5 separate regions of the Homo sapiens genome follow, and regions 1, 2, 4 and 5 are each linked to region 3. Evidence: chromatin contacts called from ENCODE Hi-C or POLR2A ChIA-PET data. All regions are on one chromosome and are shown on one strand. Each heading gives the region's core, a stretch centred on a gene start or an enhancer-like site at or near the end of the contact. The rest is flanking DNA. Distances are from core to core; before and after follow the strand shown.

The links. A loop is a pair of places that touch in the nucleus more often than their neighbours do. ChIA-PET counts read pairs that join two places held with the same protein, here RNA polymerase II (POLR2A). Pooled maps may share reads with other maps.
Region 1: a loop to region 3 is called in a map of B cell, with 21 times the contacts of the local background. The contact joins the promoter of LIPT2-AS1 here to the promoter of INPPL1 in region 3. A Hi-C loop is called at or near these places in 2 of 168 maps with a recorded cell type or tissue (B cell and naive thymus-derived CD4-positive, alpha-beta T cell) and 8 of 50 pooled maps. POLR2A ChIA-PET finds 5 or more read pairs at or near these places in 1 of 52 experiments (A549).
Region 2: a loop to region 3 is called in a map of CD4-positive, alpha-beta memory T cell, with 18 times the contacts of the local background. The contact joins the promoter of PGM2L1 here to the promoter of INPPL1 in region 3. A Hi-C loop is called at or near these places in 1 of 168 maps with a recorded cell type or tissue (CD4-positive, alpha-beta memory T cell) and 8 of 50 pooled maps. POLR2A ChIA-PET finds 5 or more read pairs at or near these places in 1 of 52 experiments (activated CD4-positive, alpha-beta T cell).
Region 4: a map with no recorded cell type shows a loop between it and region 3 (17-fold over the local background). The contact joins the promoter of MYEOV here to the promoter of INPPL1 in region 3. A Hi-C loop is called at or near these places in 2 of 37 single-sample maps with no recorded cell type and 6 of 50 pooled maps. POLR2A ChIA-PET finds 5 or more read pairs at or near these places in 1 of 52 experiments (activated T-cell).
Region 5: a loop to region 3 is called in a map with no recorded cell type, with 14 times the contacts of the local background. The contact joins the promoter of FADD here to the promoter of INPPL1 in region 3. A Hi-C loop is called at or near these places in 1 of 168 maps with a recorded cell type or tissue (sciatic nerve), 1 of 37 single-sample maps with no recorded cell type and 4 of 50 pooled maps.

The regions. Positions count from the first base shown.
Region 1 is chr11:74,492,090-74,496,621 of GRCh38, reverse strand. It overlaps LIPT2-AS1 (LIPT2 antisense RNA 1), which reads right to left and starts at 3,242. Exons shown (of 2, transcript NR_171028.1): 1 at 2,649-3,242. LIPT2 (lipoyl(octanoyl) transferase 2) reads left to right here and starts at 2,898. Exons shown (of 2, transcript NM_001144869.3): 1 at 2,898-3,384; 2 at 4,258-4,532. The coding sequence starts at 2,919. The coding sequence ends at 4,487. RefSeq lists silencers at 2,663-2,912, 3,023-3,132.
Region 2 is chr11:74,396,172-74,400,868 of GRCh38, reverse strand. PGM2L1 (phosphoglucomutase 2 like 1) reads left to right here and starts at 2,436. Exons shown (of 14, transcript NM_173582.6): 1 at 2,436-2,818. The coding sequence starts at 2,708. MIR548AL (microRNA 548al) reads right to left here and starts at 1,632; the gene lies at 1,536-1,632. RefSeq lists enhancers at 1,452-2,072, 1,972-2,341, 2,073-2,694, 3,786-4,285, 4,286-4,697.
Region 3 is chr11:72,223,517-72,228,282 of GRCh38, reverse strand. INPPL1 (inositol polyphosphate phosphatase like 1) reads right to left here and starts at 3,516. Exons shown (of 28, transcript NM_001567.4): 1 at 3,117-3,516; 2 at 30-93. The coding sequence starts at 3,298. RefSeq lists an enhancer at 1,266-1,625 and silencers at 3,031-3,240, 3,251-3,610, 4,161-4,560.
Region 4 is chr11:69,290,635-69,295,404 of GRCh38, reverse strand. It overlaps MYEOV (myeloma overexpressed), which reads right to left and starts at 1,250. Exons shown (of 3, transcript NM_001293291.2): 1 at 829-1,250; 2 at 1-172. The coding sequence starts at 50. RefSeq lists an enhancer at 2,128-2,679.
Region 5 is chr11:70,200,617-70,204,966 of GRCh38, reverse strand. It overlaps FADD (Fas associated via death domain), which reads right to left and starts at 1,671. Exons shown (of 2, transcript NM_003824.4): 1 at 1,222-1,671. The coding sequence starts at 1,507. RefSeq lists silencers at 941-1,132, 1,182-1,261.

The DNA.
Region 1 (4,532 bases), core at 1,993-4,492, 2.3 Mb before region 3:
GATCAATGGAACAGAATACAGAAACTGGAAATAGGATCACACGAATATGTCCAACTGGTTTTGACAAAGGCATAAAAGCAATTCAATGGAGGAAACATAGCCTTTTGAACAAATGGTGTTGGCGTAATGTAACATGTATATGCAAACAAACAAAAAAGAACAACCGCAACAACAACCAAAGTTTTACACCTATTTTAAAAATTAACTCCCATTTTGTAGGTTGCCTGTTCACTCTGATGGTAGTTTCTTTTGCTGTGCAGAAGCTCTTTAGTTTAACTAGATCCCATTTGTCAATTTTGTGGGGGGGGGGAGGGATAGCATTAGGAGATATACCTAATGCTAAATGACGAGTTAATGGGTGCAGCACACCAGCATGGCACATGTATACATATGTAACTAACCTGCACATTGTGCACATGTACCCTAAAACTTAAAGTATAATAATAATAAATAAAAAATTAACTCAAAATGTATCATAGACTTAAATGTAAAATAAAAAATCTTTAAAAAAATAGGCAGTAGAATGTCTTCAGGATCTAGGGCTGGGCAAAGAGTTATTAAACCAAAAGCATCAATAAAAGGAAAAGTGGATAAATTGGACCTTATCACAATGACAAACTTTTGCTCTGCAAAAGATACGGTTAAGAGGATGAAAATACAAGCCATACACTGTGAGAAACTGTTTACAAAGCACATATTTGACAAAGGGCTAATATCTAGAATATATAAAGATATCTCAAAACTCAACAGTACGAAAAACAATTAATTAGAAAATGGGCAAAAGACATGAACAGACATTTCACTGAAGGGAATATACACATGGAAGATAAGCACATGAAAAGATGTCTTACATCATTAGTCAATAGGGAAATACAAATTAAAATCACAATAAGACACCACCACACACCTATTAGAATGGCTAAAATAAAAGCTAATGCTCATGAGGATGCAGACAAACTTGATCATTCATACACTGGTGGTGGGTATGTAAAATGGTACAGCCGCTCTGGAAAGCATTTTGGCAGTTTCTTAAAAAACGAAACATGTAACTACCATGCAACCCAGCAACTGCACTCCTGGGCATTTATTCCGGAGAGATGAAAACTTAGTTCACACAAAAACCTGTACACAAATGTTTACAGTACCTTTACTCAGAATATCTGAAAACTGGAAACAACCCAGGTGTTCTTCAGTGAGTGAATGGCTAAACAAACTGTGGTACATTCATACTATGGACTACTACTCATCAATAAAAAGAAACGCGCTATTGATACATGCAACAACTTGGATGAGTCTCCAGATAATTATGCTGAGTGAAAAAAAAATTCTAAAAGGTTGCACTCTGTATGATTCCATCTATACAACACAGACGTTTGCCAGGAATTAAGAAGCAGTGTAACTACAAAGAGCAACATGAGGGATCCTTGTGGTGATGAAAATGTTCTGCATCTTGACTTTATCAATGTCAGTATCCTGGTTGTGATATTGTACTACAGTTTTGCAAGGTGTTTCCATTGGGGGAAGCTGGGTAAAGGGTACATATAATCTGTCCATATTATTCCTTACAACTGCATATGAGTGTCCAATTTTCTCAAATAAAACATTTAATTAAAATAGTACATATGTGATTTCTCTTGTCCAAACCCTGATTGATAATTTGAACCCTTCATCAGACTGGAAAATTTCTCTTCTATTCCTAGATTGCTAAGTATTTTGGTCAGAAGAGGTGTTTATTTTTGCCAATAGATTTATCTGTATTTTTTAACATAATCATAGCTTTTCTTTAAAAAAAATTTTTATTATTTCTTCCAATGAAGGCTTTTCTCTTTTAAGGTAAATTACATTGTTTGATTTCAGAATGCAAAACCAACCTTGCATTCCCGGGATAAACCCTACTTCATCATGATGTATTAATCCTTTTATAAATTGCTGGATTTGATTTGCTAATATTTGCTTAGGATCTTTATGTCTATGTTTATGAAATGTTTTTCAGACACCTATGGTGTCTGAAAAGTCCTCAGTAAAAATTCATTGAATTCAGACTTGTTTAAATGATACTCTAACTGCAACATAGCTGATGTTGTGGTCCAGACACCCCCTCAGGGCCTAGACAGTCATTCCCTCAGCTTCTGGAGTTGGTTACTGATGATACACAACTGAGTCCTTCTCTGGGGGCCGCCCTCCACCGAGGGAAGCAGTCTTGCCAAAAAAAAAAAAAAAAAAAAAATCACAGCTCCTCCCCAGGTGTAGCCTGTATCCATGACTGGTCAATGCAAGGATAAGAGTTTCTGGCCCCCTTGCTTTAATGTGGAACTACTCTGAAGGGTCATCCTAGGCTCCAAGCATGCCTTGGGATTGGTCAAGGCCTCTGCTGCAACTGTTTTGCAGGCCAACTTCTTCCTCTGCCTACAAATTCCTGCTTCCTTCACTTTCTTACAGGTGCTGATCTTTAAGTTCTCCCTACCTCCACCAATAACCTTGTAGGCAAGCTAATCTCCCTCTTGCGTCCCCCAGGGGCTCAACACAGGACACACCACGTTACCCTGTTTTATTTTTCTTTTCATAGCATTTAACACCTTATACGTGAAATAACCTTATTTACTTAACACTTAAAATACTTATCGTCTGCTGTAAGAATGTAAGCTTACCAGGACAGATCTTTCTCATACGCTATGCACCGCTGTATCAAGCGCCTATGGCAGGGCCTGCAGAACACAGCAGGCACTAAATACTGGTTGTTGAATGAACCGATGAGTCTGGCCCCGCGCTTTTGGTCCTGGGATCACATATCCCCCCTCCAGCTTTTAACACGCACCTGGGAGCTGCGGCTCGGGGTGTGCCCCCGAGTCCCCGCCCCTCAGGCCACGCCCCCAGGCCCACGGAGAGGGCGGGGCCCCGCGGACGCAACGGTGGGCACGATGCGGCAACCCGCCGTTCGGTTGGTGCGCCTGGGTCGGGTGCCGTACGCCGAGCTACTGGGGCTGCAGGACCGCTGGCTGCGGCGGCTGCAGGCCGAGCCAGGCATTGAGGCCCCGTCGGGGACTGAGGCGGGCGCGCTCCTGCTCTGCGAGCCCGCGGGGCCCGTGTATACGGCCGGGCTGCGCGGCGGCCTGACGCCCGAGGAAACTGCGCGGCTACGGGCCTTGGGCGCCGAGGTGCGCGTCACAGGCCGCGGTGGCCTGGCCACCTTCCACGGCCCGGGCCAGCTGCTTTGCCACCCGGTACTCGACCTGCGGCGTCTCGGCCTGCGCTTGCGCATGCACGTAGCGTCGCTGGAGGCGTGCGCCGTGCGCCTGTGCGAGCTCCAGGGCCTGCAGGACGCCCGCGCGCGGCCCCCGCCCTACACTGGCGTCTGGCTAGACGATCGCAAGATCTGCGCGATCGGTGAGCGCCGCGGAGCAGGGCGGTACCTGAGAGCCGAGGTCGGAGCTTGAGGCCTGGGGGCGGGGTCTGACGGGGCTGGACCAACGGAGGTGAGGGCCGGGAGGAGGCGTATCTAGCGCGGGTTTTGAATCACAGCTACCCGCTGCGTTTGAGTTTTTAAGCCCCTTTTCAGATATCGTATATTCAGAAGCAGAAGGCTCCTCACATCTAGTCCAACACGCATTTCTGTTAAGGGAGAGACAAGAGAAGTGAATTGCCAGGTTACGTCCTGCGAATGACAATGTCATGGCAAATAAGGGTGCTAATTTTCAAACTTTTTTTTTTTTTTTTTTTTGAGACAGAGTCTCGCTTTGTCACCCAGGCTGGAGTGCAGTGGCGCAATCTCGGCCCACTGCAAGCTCCGCCTCCCGGGTTCACGCCATTCTCCTGCCTCAGCCTCCAGAGTAGCTGGGGCTACAGGCGCCCACCACCAGCCCGGCTAATTTTTTGTATTTTTAGTAGAGATGGGGTTTCACCGTGTTAGCCAGGATGGTCACGATCTCCTGACCTCGTGATCCGCCCGCCTCGGCCTCCCAAAATGCTGGGATTACAGGCGTGAGCCACTGCGCCTGTCCCCAAGCTTTTTTTTTTTTAAGTATTGGAATCTGTTAAAAGACATTTCCTGGAATCCTCATGATGAGTGCAGCTGCTTGAAGCCACGCACCCCTTCCTTTCATTTGTTTCCTTTTCCCATCTGAGTACAATCCCTTGTTTCTCCAGAAACAAAATTTGAAAACCGGTGATCTAATCCAGTTTTCTCATCGCCCTGAGAGGGACACCAAAGCCCGGAGAGTGGAGGGTATCTACTCTAAGACCCTTTGGCTTGCCTTGCAGGAGTCCGCTGTGGAAGGCACATCACATCCCACGGCCTGGCTCTCAACTGCTCTACCGACCTCACGTGGTTTGAGCACATCGTGCCCTGTGGACTGGTTGGGACAGGCGTCACTTCCTTGAGTAAGGAGCTCCAGAGGCACGTCACCGTGGAAGAAGTAATGCCACCTTTCCTTGTGGCCTTTAAGGAGATCTACAAGTGCACACTGATCTCAGAGGACAGCCCCAACTGAAGAGTACTCATAACAGCCAGGATGCTCCTGCCTTGGGAAGCATGA
Region 2 (4,697 bases), core at 1,187-3,686, 2.2 Mb before region 3:
ACACTTCCTCTGCTGAACACACTTAGACACTGCTGTTGGATTTGATGGGTTCTGGGTCTCCTTGGTTACCCTCCAACATCCAAACAATAAATCTAATCCGCTGGGCAAGATTTCTGGTAAGCAGTAAATGTCTGCTATGATCTTGCTGATAAAAGTGAAGGTTAGTTGACTCTTTTTTTCCATGTCTTGAAAGCTCTGTTGATTTGGTAGTGTTTCTCAGAAATGAACTGAATAAGAATTGTCTTATAAAAAACACTGTTTAACAAATTTAAATATAACTCATCATTAGATCTTGTTAAAATGTAGGTTCTGATGCAGCAGAACTGGACTGGGGTATGAAATTTTGTATTTCTTAATAAGCTTCCAGAGGACATCAGCACAGTTGTCCTCCTAATCACACTTTGAATTGTGACAGTCAATAGATATTTCAAATATGCAGGTACCTAGGCCCTATGCCAATGTATTGATTCAGAATCTCTGGAGGCAGTGTCCAGGAATATTAATTTAAACAAACTCCTAGGGAGATATGAGAACCACTGATCTATGGGTTTGAAATATCCTCTATCTTATTCTCAACTTGTTTATTTTGTTTCTGAAAGCCCAGTGCAGGTCCCTCCTGCTTGATGCTTTTTTCATTGACCACCTCAGATGTAAATTCATTAACAGTTGTTGGCAGCACTTGCTATTTATCATGGGCTTTCTTTTCTTACATATATCCTGTCTCCTCAGATGTTACTTCTCGAAGTGAACAATTATATAGATTCTTGTAGCCTCAGCTCCTACCATAATGCTTAGCAGAGAGTAAATGTTTAATATGTATCATGGATAATAATGGTGATGGTAGTGGAAGATGAATTTCTCTCCAGGACACGTGACTGTTGCCCAGGCCTTGTGTGATTAAAAGAACAAGAGTCCTGCTGACTCCACAAAAGAAACAATCGTTAGCAAAAACTGCAACTCCCAACTATGGCACGTTTTTCAGAAACTGGTACCACAATCCTTTTGTACCTTGGTAGTTTGAATTTTATTATGGTAAATGGCACTTTAAAGGAAATAAAGTAATACTTTGAACTTAATATGTCTTTTATCTGTGAACCTCAAAGCAGCCTAATGCCATTTATTAAGTTACTGTACAGCCATGATGTAAATATTATCATACCTTCCTTACAAAAAAGCTGACTAGGGAAAGAGTTGTAATGTACTTGCCCAAAATCATAGCCATTCTAAGAAGGCCAAACCAAGAAACGGAGGAGTAGCTAGGTGGCTGACAGGTCAGCACTTCTCAGCATTTCCCAGACCTCAACTTAGGTGAGCTTTCCATAGGAGAGACGGCTAAGAAGTAACGGAAGACTATTTCAATTTGGGTGAACCAATTTCCTTTTCCTCCGTATTCCCATTACCATTGCTCTTGGTATCTTGTGATGCTTATACATTCTTATATTTAGGTTAAATGCCGACCATCTTCCCTCAACAACTTCCTTATCTATTTTCCAGTAATCTTGTTCTCCCTACCTCCTAGTTTACTATAGCAGCAGAGATATTAGATTGGTACAAAAGTCATTGCCGTTTTTGCCATTACTTTTAATGCCATTATTTTTAATGGCAAAAACAGCAATTACTTTTGCACCGACCTAATAAAATAACTGCCAGCTGAGGGGATCTGAAATGAGATTGGAACCCTAGTTTGACCGCTCACGAACTCGGCCTCTTAGGAGAGGTGTCTCAGGGAGTCAGTTTCTTCTTTGTGTGTGAAACGGAAAAGGACTACGCCCCTGTACCTTACTGAGGGATTGAGGCGATAGAACGCGATTCGTAAACTGCACAGCACTAAACGGATACCACTTTGTCCCCTTACTATGTCATTCCTTGTTTAATTTAATGCCAGGGCCACACAGCGCAGCATAACTAATAGGGATAGGGCGTGTCTGTAGGGAACTACCTCGAGGTAGATCTTTTTCTTTTGAGGAAAGGGGGAACGCGGAGCTGCTGGGAGTCGTAGTCTCGGCGGCGGTCTCCGCTGAGCTCAGACAAAGGAAAGAACTACAACTCCCGTGAGGCAGTGCGCGGACAGCTCGCACTGCCCCTCCTCCCCCAACCGGCGCGTGCCCCCAAGAGAAACTGGGGGCCTGCGCGCGCGCTGGGGACCTGCAGGGCAAGCGCAAAGGCAGCTTGCTAGTGGTAGCCGTGAGAGCAGATCGAGGAAAGGAGACCCTTGGCAAATTAAAAAATAAAAAGAACCGTGCACTATTGCCTCACCACCCGGACGGGCTGTAAACCCCCACTACTTCGGAGGCGTGGGGAGCGCGCTCCCGGGCTCCAGTCTAGAACTTCGGGGACTTAAATCAGCAAGGGCGGGAAGGGGCGGGGCCTAAGGCGCGGGGCGGGGCCGTAGGCGGGGCGGGCGGCGGCGGCGGCGGCGGAGCCAGGACCCAGACATCTGGGACTGTTGTTCTCTCGCGGCGCGACCGCCTCAGTCACTTCGCCCAGAGACCCGGACCTGGTCCGCTGGGGAGCAGGCGGCCATAAACCCCCTCTCTCCCGGTTCCCTGACGCCGCGGCAGGAGCTGTTACGAACACCCTGCGGTTGGTCTCCGATGCCCTTCAGTGAGGTGGGGACGCCTGGACCCTGGTGAGCGAACCCCAAGCCACCCCCCACCCCAACTCAGTGTCTTCGCCGGCCCCCGGCCCGTACGCCTGTCTGGTCGCCATGGCTGAAAACACAGAGGGGGATCTGAACTCCAACCTGCTCCACGCCCCCTACCACACCGGGGACCCTCAGCTGGACACGGCCATCGGGCAGTGGCTCCGCTGGGATAAGGTGGGTACCTGGTCAGCCCGGCAAACGCCGTCGCCTCCCCCACACAGTCTGCTCTTTCCTGTGCCCACCCAGCGCCCCGCGGGCTGCAGAGGAGATGGCTCGGGACACCGAGCGGGGGGCAGCGGAGCAGGGCGTTGCCACCCACCTATGCGTGGGGTTGCTCCTTCGGACTGCCAGAGCCGGGCGGCAACATCTGCATCGCTTCCTTCTGCAGTGCTCTCAATTGTAACCTCCCTTCCTCTTCTTTACCCTCTTTCCTTTCAAGTGCTGTCTTCCCTCTTTCTTCAAAAAAAAAAAAAAAAAAATCATCATCATTGTAAGTTATACCCTAAACAACGATTTCCTTTCCCTTTTTCTCCCTTGACTTCCTTCTCCACATACCTGAAAGTGGTTTCTGGCACCCTTACTGGGCGTTTCTAACCGCTATCCGCTTTAGTTCTGGTCTGGTGTGTTTCCTCCTTCTGTCGCTAGGTAGTTGCTGGCCTTTTATCACTCCCTGGTATTGTCTAGTATCACCTTTTGCTGTTGGGAAAGGCAAGGCGCTTACCTCTTCTTTCTCCTGCTGGCAGCTATTTTCTGGAATTAATCTGTTCAAGGAATCGTGTTTTCCAGGTTTCATGTGGTACTCTTAATACAGGATTGTTTTTGCCTTAACCATTACTTCTCTACCAACACCTCCCCACCCACCCTCCGCCCCCACCTCCAAGTTGTGGTGGTAATTAAACCTCGTGCGGGCATTTGGGATGAATTTGTGACAATCAGAATTAAAATGCAGCTATCTTACTTGTAAAAGAGGTCCCTGGTAGCTCCAACAGAGGAAGATAATCCAAGCTTTTGCTTTGTCAAGTGCGTAAAATACCTTTGTTGAAGTAGAGAAGGCAGCACATTTAAAATGGAATTAATGACACTGAATTAAGGAATTTGTATGGTAGTATGTGACATTATGTTGTACAAATGAATTTCCTTAAGGCTTCACTTTCTGAAAGTTTTGTTTTTACTTTATTCATTCATTCATTCAGCAAAAAAATATTGAATGCTGAGTGCGTGTTTTAGGTCTTGTTAGACCCAGGAAATACTTGTGAGGAAAATAGAAAGGGTTCCTGCCCTCAACAAGCCTCAGTTAGCAGATGAGGAAGACCAACAAATAAGCAACTACAATGAGGTATTTGGTGTTAATTGGTCATATGTATATTGGACGAATAATTCTTCCTCTACAGTCTAAACTAATGCTTCTCAAACCTTAATGTGCTTATAGATCACCTGGGGATCTTGAAATACAAATTCTGATTCAGGAGGCCTGGGGTGGGGCCTTGGATTCTGCCTAAGAATGAATTTCCGGCCGGGCGCCGTGGCTCAGGCCTGTAATTCCAGCACTTTGGGAGGCCGAGGCGGGTGGATCACGAGGTCAGGAGATCGAGACCATCCTGGCTAACATGGTGAAACCCCGTCTCTACTAAAAATACAAAAAATTAGCCGGGCGCGGTGGCGGGCGCCTGTAGCCCCAGCTATTCGGGAGGCTGAGGCAGGAGAATGGCTTGAACCCGGGAGGCGGAGCTTGCAGTGAGCGGAGATCGCGCCACTGCACTCCAGCCTGGGCGACAGAGCGAGACTCCGTCTCAAAAAAAGAAAAGAAAAGAAAAAAAAAGAATGAATTTTCAGGTGATACTAATGCTGCTGGTCTGTGGACCACACTTGGAGTAGCAAGACTTTTTGTTCTCTTTAGGTGCCAGTTTTAACTGTACTTTTCCTAATGAGTCTCCTGATTGATTTTTTTTTTTTTTTTTAAACAGGGTCTCACCGTGTTGTCCAGGCTGGAGTGCAGTGGCGCGATCTCCGCTCACTGCACTCACTGCAGCCTTGAACTCCTGGGCTCAAGTGA
Region 3 (4,766 bases), core at 2,267-4,766:
GGTCAGGGGTCAGGGGCCCAAGCTCCTACCTGCACAGCCAAGAAATCTTCTCCATCAGGCAGAATGCGATACGTGTGCACATGCTTCTGATACCTGATGCCAAGGCAGGGCCAGAATCTGTCACCCCCAGGCTGGGGTCTAAGACCCAAAGCACCCCTTCCTCCTGCCAGCAAGCTCAGCACCCCAACCCCCTCAGCTTGGTTTCCCTAAAACCACCTGCCCAGGCTGCACAGGGTTAATGATGTGGCCGGTCCACTTCCACCCTCCTGGTGTTGCCTATTGGGCAGGAATGACCAGAACACCCCCGTCTCCCCACCAGACCTACACAGACTCCACACCCACCACAGGGCAGGGCCTGAGAAGCAACAGGGAGCTCTTTTGTGGCCTCCACAGCTGTCTAAACAGCCCCTCTGGGCTGTGGTACCAGTCTGGGCTCCCCGCCAGAGTAAGAGTCTTCAGAAGCCTGGTTAGCCCATTTGCACACACGGGCAACGTGCTAACACGTGTGTATGCCTCCTGTGTTTATGCTGCTCTCTGGCTCTGCTGGAGTCGGGTATGTCTAGGGCACTTGTGCCGAGGAGTGTGGGGGCATCACCCTAGGCCTTCCCACCAAAGAGGGCCCCCATGGGAGACCTGGGCCTCTAGGAGCCCCAAGCCAAGGAGGGGCAAGAGGGGTGCTGACAGACAGGAGCCGCAGTTGAGCAGGTGGCAGCTGAGCCAGGTGCACAATCAGCGGGGGATGGAAGATCCTCTGCCTCCGCACCTCAGGGCATGCTTCCCCAAGGAGTCACCCAGGAGTCACCCTAGGTGACTCTCCTGGCTGCTTATGCTGGGTGAGTGTCTGTCACCAGGTGTTCCTTTGTAGACTATTACAAACACTATCTGTGTTTATTACAATAGCATACCATTAACTGAATCCTATCTGTGACACGCTGGGTACCCAGTGTCCTATAAATCTTACTTAATTCTCACACTTCTAAACAGATATTATTATCCCCATTCTCCAGCTGAGGAAACAGGCTCAAAGAATAAAAGTGATTTTCCTAAGGCCACAGAGTAAGTAAAAGGTGGAGTTGGGATTTTAAACCATGGCAGAAGCCAGGGCCAGTATCCTAGCTTGCTGGTCAGATTGCCTGTGCCTGCTGGGGCAGGGGCGTGTCTTGCATGTTATCCATGAACACCCGGAATGTATACAGGTAAGCAAGTATGTGTGTATTTGGCAAATCTAAGATATTGCCCACGTCTGATCGCCCACGTCTGATCCTTACCCCCAGGCTCTTGAGATGCGGGGAAGAGCCAGAGTCAGCTGGCAAACCTGAAGCCCCCACTCACAGACAGACCCCTCACCCCATTCACAGCCTCCCTTGGCAATGAGGCCAGGATTCTCCCCCTCCTGGGACAATAATGTTCCTCACCCAGACACAGGCCCCAGCTGTCCCCCTCCCACTCAACAGCTGACCCAGCACCTGCCTCCCTCCCCAGCCTAATTAGGGGGTATGCCTCAGAGGGGGCTGGGAAGCAGGACTTGGGGATATTCATCTGCCTAGTCTGTCCCTCCTTAGTCTCCCCCTACTGGGCCTCAGACTTGAGGCCTAAGCTAAGACTTATAGGGCCCCTTCCTTGTTGGGTCAATTGCCTAGGCTAGAGTTTTTCAACCTCCATACCACTGACATTTTGGATTGCACAGTTCTTTGTTGTGGGGGACTCTCTTGTGCACTGTAGAATGTTTAGCAGTATCCCCGGCTTCTACCCACTAGATGTCAATAGCACCATCCCAGTTGTGACAATTAAAAATGTCTCCCCAGCTGGGCGAGGTGGCTCCACCTGTAATCCTAGCACTTTGAGAGGCCGGGGCAGGTGGATCACTTGAGGTCAGGAGTTCAAGACCAGCCTGGCCAATATGGTGAAACCCCATCTCTACTAAAAATACAAAAATTAGCTGGGCTTGGTGGCGAGCGCCTGTAATCCCAGCTACTGGCGAGGCAGAGGCAGAAGAATCACTTGAATCCAGGAGGCGGAGGTTGCAGTGAGCCGAGATTGCACTACTGCACTCCAGCCTGGGCAACAGAGCGAGACTCTTTCTCAAAAAAAAAAAAAAAAAAAAAGGTCTCCCCTGGTCTAGGCTAATGTGCGCCCCGACCAAAGATGTCAGGAGAACAAAGGGGTAAGGAAGGTACAGTGGGACAGGAGTTTGGGAGGGGGTTCACAGAGCTAAGAAAGATCTAAATAAAGATCTAAATAACTGATCTAAATAAAGCAGCCCCCACAGATTCCCACTCACTGGGCCCACAGAAGCCAACTCAATGTCAGACTGCAGGGCAGGAGGTACAAAGCCGCTAGAAGGCTGCAAAACCAAGAGTGCTAACTCACCCCAGCACCACTACCAACCACACTGGGCTGAAAGGCACAGCCACAGGACCTGGCCCACTCAGAGAAGCACCAAGTCTGGCTCTGCTCTCACTCAGCACTCATAGCTCAGGGCTAGGGCAGCCAGGTAACCAGGGCTCAAGCCCAGAGCCAGGGCTCAAACACTCACTCATTGGTTCAGAAATAATGGCAAGGTCCCATACAGCCTCAGCCTCTGCTTCCCCAAGCCTTCCTCTCTACACCACCCATCACCGCCCCCACCACCCATACACGGCCAGGCAGAACCCCAAAGCACCGAAAGGGGCCCTAAGGAAGCTGCCAGGCATCCCCACACACCCCGTCAGTCCCTCTGCCCCGACTCCCTCTCCTGCTCACCACTCAGTCCCTATCCAAACGGGACTGCACACAACGTGGAATGCACATCCTCTCCCCTGCTCCCTTCTACCTGGAGGATGCCTGAAGGGGTCTGCCGGGGAATGCCCGAATTTTTCGTCATCACAGTCACACTGGGCCACAGAACCCCATATTCTCTACCCTCAAGGCTCCTGAAAGTGCCCCCAGACACACAGCAGGAAGTGCCCCTGCGTCCCTCCTCAGACCCAGGAGAAAGCCAAGGCTCCCACTCTGGGGGGTGGAGGCGGGTCTGGCGTCCCACCGCCCCAGAAACCCTCACCCGGGCCCTTTCCACACCCGGCCGTGCCCGCGCTCCCGGTCCACGCCAGCCCGCAAGGAGCCCCCGCCCCACTCACAGGACGCAGAGCGCGAAGGCCCCCGCCACGCTCTCGCTGTCTCGGACCAGGAAGCTGCCATCGCGGCCCGCCCGGGCCAGCAGCTCCTCCGCGGCCGCCCGGCTCAGGTCGCGGTGGTACCAGGAGGGGGCCTGGCTGCCCAGGGCGCCCCCCGGGCCCGGCGCCCCGCAGGCCGAGGCCATGGCCCGCGCAGGGCTCAGCACCGCCCGCCCCCGCCGCCCCGCGCCATCCGCCCCGAGACGCTCAGGGCTGAGGCTGGGGCCGGGCCCGGGGCCCGGGCTTGAGGATCCGTGGGCCGGACAGAGCCGGGGATCGGGACTCAGCACTCCGCCGCGCAGGCCGCCTCGTTCACCGCGCAGCCGCCGCTGCCTGCAGCGCCGGCCTCAACTTGAAGAGAAAGAAAAGTTTGTTCAGAGGCGGCGGGGGAGGGGCAGGAGCGGAGCGCAGGGCCGGCTGCCGCCCCCTCCCCCTCCGCTCGGCCCGCAGCCCGGGCCGCCCCTGCCCCCAGCTCCTCCTGCGGGGACGGTGCCCCCACCTTCCCGAAGGGCCCGGGACCTCCCAGACCCCACAATGATCCTGCCCCCATCATTCACCCGAGGAGATCCAGTCCCCAAATCCCCATCGAAATCCGAGTCCCCCCATCCTGGCCCCGACACTTCGGGATCCAGGCACCCCCTGGAGAATTCAGCGCTTCTCAGTTCTCCCAATGATATGACCCCTAAGCCCCATAAAGGTCTGATTCCACTCCATGGCTCTTCCTCTCGTCCCCCTTACAGCTTGGCTGCATCGAGTTCCCCAAACCTGCGAAGGATCCAGGACCACCCCCTACCCATCCTCTTCCCTCCACCCAAGCGGGCGGGGCCCCCAACTCCTGCGAAATGCAGCCCCCTCTTAGATCTGAACCCCCAACTCCACGGGAACCGTCCCCCGGCAAAGCCTGCGGGGAGATTCCCTGGCTAACCAGGCTTCTGAAGATTCTTACTCTGGCGGGGGGCCCAGACGAGGTGCGACGTTCTCGAGCCTCTCACGCAGCCCCTCCCAGCCCCGCAGAGCCCTTCCCCCTCTCGGCCAAGTTCCCCAGCACCACCCCCCACACCCGCAGGCCGGGCCTTGAGGGGGTTCAGCAGTCCGAAGCCAGGAGGATCCCTGGCCCGTCTAGTAGAAAGTTCCCTCCCGGGATCCCGGCCGCCGCACGCAGACCCCCACCTCCCGGGCTGCTCCGGCGCCCCCTTCCCCGGACAGCGGCCCTGGGCTCCAGGCGGCCACTTAAGATGGCCATCCGCGCGCGCCCCCGCCCTCCGCGCCGCCCGCCCCGCCCCGCGCCGCCCCGGGGAGCCGGGGGCAGCACCGCGCCTCGCCTCACCCCGCCCCGCGCCTCGGTCCCGGAGCCGCTGGCCCACTGGGTGACCTCGGGCAAGTCGCGGCGCGGGGTTGAGCGTCGGCTTCCCGCTCTGGAAAATGGGGATCCTGTGGCGAGGGCCGGCTCTGGGGGCCGAGCTCGTACCGCGCTCGGCACCGGGCCTGGCGCCCAGCCCGCGCTCCCGAACGGCGGCTATTTTTATTATTAATTAAGGAGAAACGAAGGTGACAGCTGTGTAAACTGTAAAGCGCGGCTGCGGAACGAACGGGTATTATTAGCACTCGCCCCCG
Region 4 (4,770 bases), core at 1-2,500, 2.9 Mb after region 3:
AGACCTATCGGGAGAGCTGGGGTGTATGTGACGCAGATTCTGAGGGCCATGAGCCGAGGGAAGGAGCCAGACGCTGTCCTAAGTGCCAGGGGAAGTTGTTAGAGGTGTTAAGCGTGGCATGACGTGGCTGGATTTAGGGTCTGAGATGAACTTTCCTGCTCCTGAATGGACTCTGAGGAGAAGGAAGATACTACCATCCGTAATCCACCCCGGGAAGGCACTGACCTCCTTGACCATGGGGAGGATGAGAGGCCGCCGCTCTGTGCCTGGGTCCCCATGGCCTCTAGGGTCCCTTCACGTTTTCACCTCATGATCCTGGAAGCTGGGACCTGCCCAAATCCACCGGGTGGCCCCAGCCTCCCCATCTCTGGGGCAGGGGGTGGGCAGCCTTCTCCTCCTGGTTTATAGCCACAGATGACTCCAGGCACAGTGGTCCTCAACCGCCTCTAGGGACCATGGGGACGGCTGCCCTCTGTGTGTGACGGTGGCTGGGCAGAAGCCAGCTGGGCTGTCGTGGGTAGGGCCTGGAGGCCTCTGGCTGTATGGTGGTCTAGCTTTGGCACCACCTTGGGGGGCTCCGGGTAGGAGGTGTCCACCAGAGGGGACCTGGGCAGCTCAGCAGAGGCTTGGTCACTCCCGAGCCGTCTGTGGGTCCCACTGGTCTGTACCCTCAACCCCACTGACCTGCACTGGTCATGCCCAGCTCTCACAGGATGATGGCCCCAGCCTTGTAATGAGTCACCTGCTGCCCTCCTGCCCCTCCAGCTGGTCCCCCACCCAGCAGCCACAGGGCTTTCCTTAAAACATAAGAAAGACCCTGCTTCTTACCTGCTCAGATCCCACCAAGAACCGGCCACCTCACTCCAGATAAACTCCAGACTCTTCACTGAGCCCAAAGGCAACGAGCAGAAGTGTCCAGAAATCACACAGAGCTCAGCAGGTGGTGAGGCACCTGGACCCGAGTCACCCAGCAGCTGAACAGGCCATCCCTGAGGCCATGCACGCCCCGGCCCTGCAGGTGTGACGGCCGAGGCTTCCACGACGGGGGGTGAGTGGGAGCTAATATGGCTGGTGAAAGCACTGGGTTCAGTGGGGATGGCATCTCCCGCCCTCTGTCCAAGGTGGGGAAAAAGTCAGCTTCAGGTGAGGGAGACCCTGGACGCCTGGCTTTGGGCTGATTCCCCACTCACTTGGCCTCTCCCAAGCATACTTTCCTGCTTTGTAGGGATGTGGGTTCGCGGGACAGTAACAGGAGAATCAAGGCAAGAACTCAGAGGGGGATAGCCAAGGTAGGCGGAGCTGCCTGGTGGGTGGGACTAACCCAGGTGGGTGGGGCTGCTTGTGAGTGGGGCTAGCCCAGGTGGGTGGGGCTGCCTGGTGGGCAGGGCTTTCTTCCCCGTCAACATTTCCCTCTCTCGGTTAAGGCCAGGGCAGAGCCCACACATGGGTGTGCCCAACCTTAAGGCCTGCCCTGGGTGAGTTAAGACTCCCCAGCTCACCTAGGTCCTACCTGAGGGGAACCTACACGGCCAACCTCCTCAAGGATCCTGAAGCCACCCAGAAGACAGTGGGGCTAGGGTGCCATTCATTCATTCATTTATTCATTCACCTATTCATTTATTTACTCGCTTCACCACCCTTTCCTGGGTAATATTAAGAATAACAGTGGGCCTAGGAATATAGAACATTCTTAGGGGTTTCTTGCAGGCCAGGCACCCTAAGAAAAAGTTATGTAACCCACGTGGCCTCGCTGTGAGGGGGACGACTGCTGTCCTCACTTAATAGATGAGGAGCTGAGCCATGGAGGCCTCACAGCTGGGCAGCTGGGGGTGGACCCCATAGACTGGAGGGGGATGGGCAGGGGCAAGGAGTTCTGCTGGCCCCAGGCCTCTTGTACACATCTTGGGAAGTACTAAAAATGAGTACTTGCTCAAGTCCCTCTCTTCATTGAGCACAGGGAGCTCTTGGCCCTTCCCTCCTCCTCCCTTTACCCTCACCGCCCAATTCCACACGGGTGTACTGAGCACTTGCTAAGGGCCAAGACCAGCACTAGGTGGAGCACACAGTAGGAACCCAAGGCAGCCCTCCCTGCCCAGCTCTCCAGGACACTGTCGTCAATGCCAGCGGGAAGCATAGAGAGGCCAGGGAAAGACGGGCAGTCAGGAGGAAGGAGCCAGCGGAGGGGAGAGAGGGCCGGCAGCTCAGTGCACCTGGACCGTGGTGGATGCTGGACTATGACCAGAGACAGGGCTGCAGCCCAGAGCTAGCCCCAGACCCACAGGGCCTCAGGGGGCTTCACAGGCTTTGTCAGGGGTTTGGACTTTCTCCCGAGGGCTGGGGACCCTGCAAGTTGCAGAAACTGGGCTATATTTGGCATTTTAGAAGCCTCCCCCAGCTGTAGTGGAGGGGAATTGGAGGGAGTGGGAGAGGAGGTTCCCATTCTCACTCAGGTGGGAGATGGTGGTGGGATGGAGGGTGACCCTGATTGATAGGACTCAGGGACAAATTAAAGGTGAGGGCCAGGGAGAGGGTTATCCAGACAGCTCCCAGGAAGATGGCAGTGGGATGGAGGGTGACCCTGATGGGACTCAGGGACAAATTAAAGGTGAGGGCCAGGGAGAGGGTTATCCAGACAGCTCCCAGGAAGATGGTGACACCAGTGAGGTGGGGAGATAGGATGGCATTTGGTTCCCACTGAGCTGGAGATGCCTGTACAAAGCTTCTAAGATACCCAAGGCAGAATCTGCAGCTCCTGCAAAGACAAGAGCTCTGCTCTGCCTCCAGGGAATCAGGGGAGGTCTCCCCAGTGCCCTACTGGGACCTCCAGAGACCCTATGCGAGCCTCCCCCAACCCAACCACCAGCCCATCAGCGCCACCTACCGGCTGCTCAGGGCAGGCACTCAGCAACTTGCTGAGGGCAGATCCTGATGTGTCCCCGTTTTACAGATGAGGAAACTGAGGCCAGGAGACAAGATGACGCCTGTTTGAGGTTACGTAGAGGTGGAGGTGGCATAAGACCTCAGTTCTTCCTGGCAGATCCTCTCCAAAGAGCCCCGTCTGAGAGCAGATGGAAGGAGGTGGTGTCAGGAGATACCTTATCTTACTTTTGTCTGCTGTCAGCATTCCAACAACCCTAGATTATTTTGGCACCCCGCAGTGTCACTCAGTCTCACCATAGCCTCACTCTAATTATCAAAGCTCATCTTTTGGGCTGATATCTGCTTCTGGGACTCCCAGTAGCCCACCTGGGTCCTGCTGGGGAGGACTGTAGAAATCTGACTGCCCCAGGTTGATTTTCTCCCTCTGTCTTCAACATTCAGATTGCCAGCCCACCTGTTAAATCATGATGAGTTGGTGATGGTGATGGTGATGGTGATGATAGTGATGATGGTGATAATGATGGCGTTGATGATGGTGATGATAATGGTGATGATGGTGGTGATGGTGATGGTGATGATGGTAAGGATGATAATGGTGATGATGATGGTGGTGATGATGGTGATGACGGTGATGGTGATGATGGTGGTGATAATGATGGTGATGACGGTGATGGTGATGAAAGTGGTGATGATGGTGGTGATGATGGTGAGGATGATAATGGTGATGATGGTGGTGGTGGTGATAGTGATGATGATGATGGTGAACATGGTGAGGATGATAATGGTGATGATGGTGGTGGTGATGATGGTGATGATGGTGGTTATGATGATGGTGATCATGATGGTGAAGATGATAATGATGATGATGGTGGTGGTAATGATGGTGATGATGGTGGTCTGATGATAATGTTGGTGATGATGGTGATGATGGTGGTGATGATGATGGTGATGGTGATGATGGTGGTGATAATGATGGTGATGGTGATGGTGATGATGGTGATGATGGTAATGATGATGATGGTGATGATGGTAATGGTGATGACGGTAATGATGATGATGCTGGTGATGATGATGATGATGGTGGTGATGATGATAATGGTGAGGATAACTTGTACTGAACATGCACCACATGTCAGTAGTTTTCCCACACTATTTCATTTAATCCTCATGACAACTTTATGGCTAGGACTACTGTTATCCCCATTTTACAGAGGAGGAAACTAAAGTGTACAGTGGCTCAGTCACATAGCAAGTTAGCAGTGGAACCTAGGGGCACCCAGGCAGTTGCACCAAGACCTGCTCCTAACATTACCCTATACTGCTTTTGGCTCAGCCTACAGAGCTGTCTTTGTGACCCCTTCTCTGACACTCCTCCTCTGAGCCAAAGGGCAGCTCCTCCCATCATCCATATCAGTCTGACTGCTCTTTCGCAGTAAGACACAATGAGGAAGCCAAAGACTCTAAAGGGAGGGGCACAGGGATGCCAGTTTCCCTCAGAGCACTGCCAAGGAGGGACCACAGCTCCAATGGCGTGGGCATATGATGTTCCACCTGCCACAACTCCATGCCCAACTCTCCTGCTCTGAGGGATCAGGCTTGGCCCTGACCCTTCTGCCTGTGAGCAACTGGTGAGCAGCCAGCCCAGGTTGCAGCCACCAGCATGTGGGCACTGGTCAGCACAAGGCATGTCTCCTGTCCAGTACTCAGGGCCTCGCTGGCCACAGTTGGACTCTGAAAGATTCCTGATGTGGACTCAGATGTGTTTGAGCCTAAAAACATGCTTTTCATTGGTCCCACCCTACTTCAAACAAAACAGAAGCCTGGGTTGTTCTAAAAAACCATGCACAGCTGCATCATCTATTGCCCAGGCCCCAAGGGTCAGGTTCTACC
Region 5 (4,350 bases), core at 422-2,921, 2.0 Mb after region 3:
ACTTCTGGGGAGGAAGGCAGAGTCGCCCGCTACCAACCTGTCCATACCCACCGCTCACCTTCTGGTGTACTTTTCCCAGCACACAGTAACTACATGACGATATAAATAAAACCAAGCACACATACATCTCAAATGTCAGCTATGTTTCGTAGACCGCCTTTAAAATGCAATTTATCAGTGTTTTTCCAGACATTAAATATCCATAAAACCCGATTTTTCTACGTCCTGTTTTGTTTGTTCAGTACTGATTTTTTTTAAAATCTGGACTTGACTGCTCTCAGGCAGAGAGCTGTTCTGTCCATCCTGTCCCCAACAGGCACCAGTCTTTACAGAGTGAAACCCATGGTGACACATTTAGGCCCTATCTGATTGGTGACTGAATGGCTGATTCCAAGCTACAGCTTGAAGCCTCTGAGAGGCGTCCCCAGAGCACTCCCAAGCCTCTCCCGACTCTGAGAACAAGGGGGGTAGGGCTGAGAAACTCTGCTGTACTCAGGGTTTCTTTTTTATCCTGGAAGCTGCTGCAATCCACAGGCGAGGGTGGAGAGGGAGTGACCGAGAGCAGGACAGGAAGCCACTCCACAATGAACTTGACCAGAGAGGCAGTGTAGTGGCTAACACTACCCATCCGGAGGCCGGACTGCTTGGCTCAAGCCTAGCTCCGTCAGTTATCGGCTGCGCATTTCGACAAAGCCACTTAACCTGTGAGCCACAGTCCTGTCCTCTGTAAAATGGGAACAGTGATAGCTAACAGTATCTAAGCCACAGGGCTACTGCGAAAATTGTATTTGGCAGTTACAAGGGTAAGCGGCACACTGTAAGCCCCTGGGTAGGAGTTACTGAATGCTAGTATTACTCTCAGACAGCCGTGAAAAGCATATTCCGAGACAGAAAGGAAATGATGCGAGGCAGGCTCACCCAACCTCTGCCCCTCCCCCACACCTTCTCTGACTCATCTTTTCTTCAGTGAGTTTTCTAATTTACCCGGGCAGAAGTGGGTGGAGGAAAAAGGACTGTGCGTGTCCACGCCCTGCAACCTCGAATAAGTTAACTTTTCTGCGTTTCTGGCTCTCCCATCTGCAAAACCAGGGCTGTACGGAGAAAACCCACGCAAATCAAACCCGGCAAAGGGGAGGCGCCTGGAGGCCAACCGGAGGAGCCTCGCAGCACCTACAGCCGGGCGACCAGGCCCTGGCTCCCCCGGCCCGGCCCCGCGCCCACCTTCTTCCCCAGGCGCGGCCCCGGCCGCCGCCCCCGCCTCGAAGTCGTCGACGCGCCGCAGCAGGTCGTGGCGCCGCAGGGAGGCGAGCAGCTCGCGCAGGAGCTCGGTGTGCCCGGGCTCCAGGTCGTTCTGCTCCAGCAGCATGGAGAAGAGGTCTAGGCCGCTCTGCACGCGCTCCAGCTTGCGCTTGCCCACGCGCCCGAGGCATAGGAACTTGAGCTCGGTCAGCTCGCTGCTCGACAGGCTGGACGACACCGAGTGCAGCAGCACCAGGAACGGGTCCATGGCGGGGTCTGCAAGCGGCCGGGGCTGCGGCCCGGCCCTCCGTGCGCCCTCTGTCCTCGGCTCGCTGGCCCTGGCCAGGTCTCGCCGCTTGCCCAGCGGCCCAAGGATTCCACCCCCGAACCTGCACTCCGGTGCCTGATTCACTACAGGAAATCGACAAGAGCGCGTTTTCGACCGTTATCTCGCGAAAACTAAGGGACCCGCGCATGCGTCCCTAGCGAAGCCGCAGCCGTTTCCGCCCTGGCTGGCGGCGCCGCGGACGGGCGCGGCTTCTGCGCCTGCGCCCGGCGTATCGTCTCTTTTCCGGGTGGGAGGTGGGGCCTTGGGTGTCCTGAGAGCCTGCAGGTGGCCCAGCTCTCTGCGGTGAGGGCGGTCGCGCCTCTGCCGAGTCCACCTGTTTGCAAAGCGCGGTGCGGCCCTACTGTGTGCAGGGCCGGGGCGGGGAGGGCGCAGCCCGAACGTCACGTGCCCTCACATCTGTTGGTGACCAAGGTTACTTATGCATTAACGTTTAGGGACAAACGTGGAAAATGCATTCTTTGGTGCCCCTGGAGACATCTTGTGTGTGCAGAAAACACTACTCAGAAGTTTATGTGCGTTTAAACATGTGATTTAAATAATACATGATTTCCAAAGTAGCAGTCGTTTATTCAATCAACAGTATTGAGCGCCTACTGTGCCAGGTAGTAGGGTCTGGGGACAAATTAGTGAGCGAAGCGCGAGGGTCCCCGCGTGCCCGGAGTTTACATCATAATTACAAAAGCGACACGCTCCAGAAGAGAAGGTCGTGGCGGCCGTGGTGGCTCAGCCTGCAATGCCCGCACTTTGGGAGGCTGAGGCAGGATTGATTGAGACAAGGGGTTCGAGACCAGCCTGGGTAACATAGTGAGACCCCGTCTCTATTAAAAAATAAAAATAAGGAAAAATAAGGAAATCGTATAGTATGCCAGAAATTCAGAAGAGCCAGGGGAAAGGGAGTCTCTTCACGGGGTGGGCGTGTGGAGGGTGGGGGGCCCGGTGGTCTGATGGGGCCTCTGTAAAGGCGCAGGTGAAGGCTGGGAGGGGCCGGGTACCTAGGTGTGGGGGGAAGAGCTGGGCACACGGAGAACAGAAGAGCAGAGCACAGGGGACGGCTGGGGTTCCAGGAGCAGCAATGCCGTGGGTCTGGAGGTGAGGAGGGGGTGCAGATTAGGAGAGCCCTCACCAGCCAACAAGGACCCAGCTTTACCACAGGGTGGGGCAGGGGCTGATGCCAGCTGAGTTTGTTTTCTTGAGATATAATTCACATACCATTCAATTCACCCTTTTAAAGTTATACTTCAGTGGTTTTTAGTGTAGTCACAAGGTTGTGCAACCCTTACTGCTGTCTAACTTTAGGACATTTTCATCACCCCAAGAAGAAACCCATTAGCATGTACTCCTCCCCTCCCCCACCAACCACGAATCTACTTTTTTTTTCTTTCTTTCTTTTTTTTTTTTTTTTTGCTGTTTTGAGACAGAGTCTCGCTCTATGGCCAGGCTGGAGTGCAGTGGTGCGATCTGGGCTCACTGCAACCTTTACCTCCCGGGTTCAAACAATTCTCCTGCTTCAGTCTCCTGAGTAGCTGGGATTACAGGTGCCTGCCACCATGCCTAGCTAATTTTTGTATTTTAGTAGAGACAGGGTTTCACCATGTTGGCCAGGCTGGTCTTGAACTCCTGACCTCAAGTGAGCCTCAGCCTCCCAAAGTGCTGGGATTACAGGCGTGAGCCACTGTGCCCTGCCGAATCTACTTTTTAAAATCTATGGATTTGCCAATTCTGGACATTCCATGTGTACAGAACCATACAGTATGTGGCATTTTGTGTCTGGCTGTTTTCAGCATCATTTTCAAGGTTCATCCATGATGTAGAACATATGAGTACTTCATTCCTTTTTTTTCTTTGAGACAGAGTGTCACTCTTTTGTCCAGGCTGGAGTGCAGTGGCACAATCTCGGCTCATTGCAGCCTCTGCCTCCCGGGCTCAAGCGACTCTCGTTTCTTGTGCCTTAGCCTCCTGACTAGCTGGGATTGTAGGTGTGTGCCACTATGCCAGGCTAATTTTTGTATTTTTAGTAGAGACAGGGCTTTGCCATGTTGGCCAGCCTGGTCTCAAACTCCTGGCCTCAAGTGATCCTCTTGCCTCACCCTCCCAAAGTGTTGGGATTACAGGCGTGAGCCACTGTGCCCAGCCTCCTTCCTTTTTATGGATGCATACTATTCCACTGTCTGGGTGTTTGGGTGCCACAGTGTGTCTATCCATTCATCGGAGGATGGACATTGCCTTTGCTTCCACTTTTTGGCTGTTGTGAATAATGCTGCTATGAACACTGAGTTACAGTTTTATTTTGTTTATTTATTTATTGAGACAGGGTCTTGCTTTGTCACCCAGGCTAGAGTGCAGTGGCACAGTCATAGCTCACTGCAGCCTCCTGGGCTCAAGCGATCCTCCCATTTCAGCCTCCTGAGTAGTTGGGATTACAGGTACATACCACCACCCCTGGCTAATTTTCATTTTTTTTTTTTTTTTTTGTAGAAACAGGATTTTGCCATATTCCCCAGGCTGGTCTTGAGCTCCTGGGCTCAAGTGATCCACTAGCCTCAGCCTCTCAAAGTGCTGGAATTTCAGGTGTGACCACCGTGTCTGGTCTTGAGTTACATTTTTTTTTTGAGATGGGGTCTCACTGTGTTGCCCCAGACTGGAGTGCAGTGGCACGATCTTGGCTCACTGCAACCTCTGCCTCCTGGGTTCAGGAGATTCTCGTGCCTCAGCCTCCCGAGTAGCTGGGATCACAGGCATGTGTCACCACATCCGGCTAACTT